2 separate regions of the Homo sapiens genome follow, and region 2 is linked to region 1. The links are chromatin contacts, found by Hi-C or POLR2A ChIA-PET in ENCODE. All regions are on one chromosome and are shown on one strand. The core of a region is the stretch at or near the end of the contact, and the rest is flanking DNA. Distances in the headings are between cores, read along the strand shown. Region 1 holds the start of TMEM47 (transmembrane protein 47). Region 2 has its middle 68 kb from the start of FAM47B.

What was found. A loop is a pair of places that touch in the nucleus more often than their neighbours do. ChIA-PET counts read pairs that join two places held with the same protein, here RNA polymerase II (POLR2A). Pooled maps may share reads with other maps.
Region 2: a loop to region 1 is called in a map of PC-3, with 20 times the contacts of the local background. The contact joins the enhancer-like site here to the promoter of TMEM47 in region 1. A Hi-C loop is called at or near these places in 12 of 168 maps with a recorded cell type or tissue (Calu3, IMR-90, MCF 10A and 8 more) and 10 of 50 pooled maps. POLR2A ChIA-PET finds 5 or more read pairs at or near these places in 2 of 52 experiments (MCF 10A and PC-3).

Annotation. Positions count from the first base shown.
Region 1 is chrX:34,655,802-34,658,666 of GRCh38, reverse strand. It overlaps TMEM47 (transmembrane protein 47), which reads left to right and starts at 1,382. Exons shown (of 3, transcript NM_031442.4): 1 at 1,382-1,863. The coding sequence starts at 1,638.
Region 2 is chrX:34,873,850-34,876,714 of GRCh38, reverse strand. No RefSeq gene overlaps it. Among named protein-coding and RNA genes, the nearest start is that of FAM47B, 68 kb to the left of the region's middle. Within about 2 kb of position 1,379, at least 3 of the 41 ENCODE cell types and tissues checked have a DNase peak (open chromatin) inside an H3K27ac peak, as active enhancers do; they include IMR-90, PC-3 and ascending aorta, where a contact is called at or near this core.

The sequences.
Region 1 (2,865 bases), core at 133-2,632:
TCGATTGTTTCTTAGCCCAAAATGTTGCTGCAGTCAACATGTGTTCAACCTATGGAAAGATGTGGTTGGGGAAAAATAATTTTTATCAACCAAAAGTATGAAATCTTGCAACATTGAGGATTGTGTTTCATAGAAGAGAGAACATGTTTCTTGCATTCTTCAGCTCTTAACCACTGTTTTGGGAGTCTCACCAAGTTTTTGGGATGACTAAAGATCTAGAAACATCGCCCCTCCTCATTAATGTATTCAATAAATTATTTATTTTATAGAAAAGATGGAGATGAGTCAAAGAGCTACAAGAGACAGATAACCCACCAATCACATGCTGAACCAGGCAATTACAAAATTTCAATTTCAATTTCAAGAGGTGTTTAGTCCTCACATAAGGGAGAAAATATGGTGCATCTACTTAAGAACAGGACGATGTCCTATTGTGTTGAATCCTTAGCCCTTAGATGCTCAACAAATATTTGTAGACTGCTTAGTTTACCATTCAGGAAATATACACATCACTTTTCCTATTGCAGGTCCTGGGCTAGATCTTGCTAAGGACAAGGACATCCTAATACCCAGGAGGGGAATTAGATCCAGCTTGGCATAATGCAAAGCGGAATTAATAAAGGTTTTAGCCAACACCCAAAGGGCAGAGCAGTGGAGATGGAAATAAGACTTACTTCATATTTCGCAGGAGCTCTCATTTCCTTTTTAGCGCCTGCGTTTTCAGAGCAAATGCCCTTCATAGGGGGGCGCAAAAGCAGGTGAGCCCAGAGAACAGAAGCGGCAGCAGGCTAGCGGAGAAGTGAGAAAACAGGGAAAACCGGGGGACTCCTGGGCCCGTCTGGTTTTGAAAAGAGGGCAAAATGCATTTAGTCACTTTTCTCCTCCGTCCCGCAAATCTCTCAGGATGTGAAATTGTCCGGGGAGGGGCGTGTTACATCACTGAGAGACAGAGGACCTGTCCTTGCTCCAAGAGGCACAGCTTAGGAAACCTAGGAATCCACCTCTGGCGCCTTCTAGAAAACCGCCCACTCCTGCTCCCTAAGAAAAGGAAACCCACGTGACTGGGCGAAAGGGGAGAGCCCGGCGACCTGGAGCCAGCGAGGCTGGGGGCCCGGCGAGGGCCGGGCTGGGCGCGGGGCTGCTTCAAGGAACTGCCGCGCGCTGCGAATCGGGGGCGCGGGCTGGCACTGGGCTCCGCCCGCGGGCCAGAGGCGGGGTAGGGGCGGGACAGGCGCGAGCCTCCGGCACTGGGAACTGGAGCCGAAGCCACCAAGTGCTGGCCCTCCGCCCCTCCCCGTACGGCACCGCCTCCCGCAGCCCGGGGAGGGGCCGGGGCGGAGCGAGCCCGGCCGAGCCGGGAGGAGCGGGCGCGGGCGCTGGCAGAGCGCGGCGCGGGGCCGGCGGCGAAGGTCCGGGGTGGAATCGACGTCGCTGCGGCTGCCGACGACCCACACCCGGCCGGCCGCCTCCGCAGACCCACCTTGGCCGCGCGGCAGGGGGCGCGCAGAGCCCCGAGGGAGCGAGTCCCCGCGCGTGGCAGCTCGGCGGCTTCTCCCTTCGGGAGGTCCGGCTCCCGGCTCTCCGGACCCGCCTGGCGTCCTCGCCTGCGGCGGGGCGGACGACAGCGGCGCCCAGGAATGGCTTCGGCGGGCAGCGGCATGGAGGAGGTGCGCGTGTCGGTGCTGACCCCCTTGAAGCTGGTCGGGCTGGTGTGCATCTTCCTGGCGCTGTGTCTGGACCTGGGGGCGGTGCTGAGCCCGGCCTGGGTCACAGCTGACCACCAGTACTACCTGTCGTTGTGGGAGTCCTGCCGGAAACCCGCCAGCTTGGACATCTGGCACTGCGAGTCCACGCTCAGCAGCGGTGAGGGCCTGGCGCGCCGCGACCCCTGCCTCCCGCCCCGGACTGCCCCGCGCCCCACTGCCAGGACAGTCACCGCCTGTCCCCACGTCCCCGCATCCTCTGCCCTGGCCCGTCCCACCCCGTCCAGGCCCTTCTCGGATCCTGGGGCTCCCGCCACCTCCCTGGCATCCACCCCTCTTCCCTCCCCATCCCTGGTCGCCAAACCTAAAGCGACAGCCCACGCCCTCTCCCTTCCCCGTGGCCATTCCTCCTGTTCTGGAGTAACACGTACGCTATTTTGGGTATTTGTTATCATTTGAGGCGAGAGCCATGTGGCTGTGTAAAAAAATGCGACGCCTTCCACACCCCCGTTAAAAAAGAAGCAGGCAAAAACGCCCCAACTCCACCGAGATGCTGCGGGGGTTCGCTGTTCGGTCTTCCCCACTCTTTTTCCTTCCTCTCTCGAGGACGAATTTGCCTAGTGTTCACATTTCTGCCGGTTCCACTCCACCTTATCTGCGTTTTCACCAATGTATTTCGGTTTGGATTTTATTTCCTTACGTTTTTGATGGATATGAAGAGTTGAGAGAGGGACAGGCTTGTTTTCCTTTCCTTTTTTGGTGACGCCGCCGTTGATTGTGAGTTGCCTTTCTTTCTCTGCCACTCTAAGTAACTCTTCTCTCCTCCAGACCTTTCTTTTCTCCATGAGCTACTCACAGATGCCTAGAAAGTTGTGCTTTATTCCGCCAGCGCTGAAAGCTGCAAATGGATAAGATGGGGGTGGGGAGTGGAGAATAAGGTAGCTACTGAGGCTACCAGTCCCAGGGGGCTTTACTGCTTTCCGCCCTCCCTGACCCTCCAGTTGCCTTCCCCGGCGCCCCAGTTATGCCCTTAGCAAAAATCAGTCAACTTATGATTTCTCGCTACAAACCCCTTCCTTTCTAATTTTGATTCTTCAACTGCTGGTGTCAGCGAAGAGAAAGGGAAATAAAGAGAGAGGACCTGCCGGCGATTTTCTTTCTT
Region 2 (2,865 bases), core at 130-2,629, 220 kb before region 1:
CTCAGGTGATCTGCCCACCTTGGCCTCCCAAAGTGCAGGGATTACAGGCGTGAGCCACCGCGCCTGGCCAAATCTATTTATTTATTTACCAAAGATAAAGCCTTTCATTTTCTAGGATGGTCCCAAAAACCCCAAATAGAAAGAACCTATGAGAAATTTCACACATGGAATTAAATTCACACAGTAAATCGATGTACCTGAGATACCCATTGTTGTGGGGGAGAGTATTATGTACTGAGTCGCTGAAGGGTTGAAGAAGGAAGCTGACACCTCTGTTGACAAACTAAAGACAAAGCTTTCCCCCAACTCTTACTAGAAACTGCCCTGTCCTTAGTCAAACATAATAGAATTCAGATTTCAATCCGGCTTTCATGTTATAACTGAGTGTTATCCTTTTGTGTTCATCTGTATTCACTGAGTTGACCCCATTTATTCTGTCCCCAAACATCTAGTGAATCTAGCTTCCTGGATTCTTCTCCATATTCTCAAACTTTCATCCCAGAAAATGTTTAAATTAATATAAATGCTAGTTTTACTTTTTCATAATTAGTCACAACACATACTTCCTTCTGCCCTAGAAGAAAGCAATCCACTTGATATTTGATGCTTACTTAAGAAGATACATGGAGAAGTCAGATTATTTCAACTAGGTACTTGGGGATATGTATAGTTTTTGGAAACAAATGATGATCTTTTGATACTGTGAAAGGTATAAAAAGAAAATCCCAATTACTTGGTGTTGTTGCATTTTCCCTACCAGCTAATACTCCAACTTGGGTCCAGAACACTGGCTGTCACCAGGACTTAAAGGATTTGCACACTCCCAGAAAACTCATTTTCCTCCTCACTCTTAAATGTTTTAATGCATTTACTAAGGGTCTATCTGACTCTGTCCTATCTGCGCTTGCTACAAAAAAATGTAAAGAGAAGCAGTCACTCTTTCGATGTTTACAACCACAGGTGGACAACACTGTAACCTCCACTGAGGTCATTTTAACTGTCTCTTTTATGACATGGGTATTTTTTTTCTTCTCTCTCTCCTTTCTTTCTGTTGATTTTACATGAAAAGTATCTATTTTACTCGAACATGATCAGCTCAAACTGGTTCTTTAAATGATGCCAGGTGGCATGGCTGAGTGTTTGACCTCCCTTTCATTAAAAAACAGTTTTATTTGTGCTGAGTCAGAAAGCCTCTTATCCCATACCCAAACAAAGAGCTATACAGGCACAGGACACTTGGCCTATTTGTAACCATCTGGTTCAAGTGACTTTCAACTTCACCCAAGTCCATTCCCACCTGTGAATTCACCCTGTGAAACTGAGCTAAAAGAACAGGAGTTCACAAGGGCAGCCAGGGTTTCCCTGAGTCACAGCTGAGTTTAAGTTTCACGTCTGACAAGGAGGATGTGTTCAGCCAACTGACATTCCTCTCATAGCAAATGGAAAGTTGTTTAAGTAATTTTAAGAATCATAAAATACTTTGTATAAAAATTGCTTTATAAGTACAGTGCAATTTTGGGGTTGATAGTTTAGTTAAGGCCTGCATTTTTAGAAGAATTAGAAAACAAGAGGCTTTCATTCTTTGGGATATGGTTATTATCTCAGTGAAATCATATACCCCATGAGAAGACAGTTAGATCTGACTGCCTTCTCCTTTGAAATTTTCATATCCTTATCTACACTGTAAGAAATTCCCTCTGCTTATTAACAACACATACAGCACAGTGGTAGTTTATGAAGATCTGAGGCGACTGTATAGATTTGCGGGTACATGGTTGGATGGTGACCAGAGAATCCTGACTTTTCACTACAAGTTGAGTATGTATTTTAGTATTTATTTTACATGTCACCGCATTTCTATGCCTCTCTCATGTTTACTCATATATTTTTAATATGTTTATTTTATGGTCTCAAGAATAGCATCAGTGTTTGTTCTTTGATCGTGCATAGTTGCTGCAATATTTATAAGATTCTATGCATTGTTTTGCATTTAATCAGGTTTAAAAAGTTAGAGCTCAGGAGTAAATTTTAGATTACCAAGACTGACGTTTACAAATGTGAAAGTATCCATATTTGAGGAGAATTTTTTAAAACTTCGTCTTTCAATCTGGCAGTTGAAAATAACAATGAATAAACAAAACACAAGCAGTTATAATACTCAGGGTTGACAAATTTTCAGAATAATGAGATCTTTAATACAGCTGTACAATATGAATGTTCTGGTAATATTTTATATCACTGTTAGTTTATTTTGTACCTAACTAGCGTTTGTCATTGTTGATAGTCTCCCTGCATGTGTACTTGTGTCCCTAGAGTCAATTTTCAAAACAACAGCCAACATGACTCTTTTAAAACATAAATCAGAACATGTTACTCCTCTGCTCCAAACCCTGCAATGCCTTTCTGTTTGATTCTGTAAGAATTTTATGAGAGTAGAAGAGATTGTGCATTCAAAAAATTTAACTGGAAAGCATTTAATGGTGAGGTTATATTTGGAGATTGTGGGATTAGAGAAAACAATAAGGAACAGTAAAACAAGCAGAAACTAGGAACAATAGGAAGGCTTTCCTCGCCCAGGTCTGAATAGACAAAGGCAAGGAACAATTTTGCCAAGACACAGTGAGAGCCATGGGAGAAGTTTGCCTGAAAGAAGCTGTGGCTACACATGACCAGGATAGAGGTTCTTATTTCTCCATTCTCCTGCTATTACATCCTTCCAATTGGCCAGACCTGAATGGAAGCCACAGGGCAAGGTATCCAGAATGGTACAGTTCACAGATTCTGCCTCCCAAAGCCCAAAGAGAGAAGAAAGGGGAAAGGTGAACAGATTATCTGCGGGGGCAAACAGGGCATGCCTTCTTCATA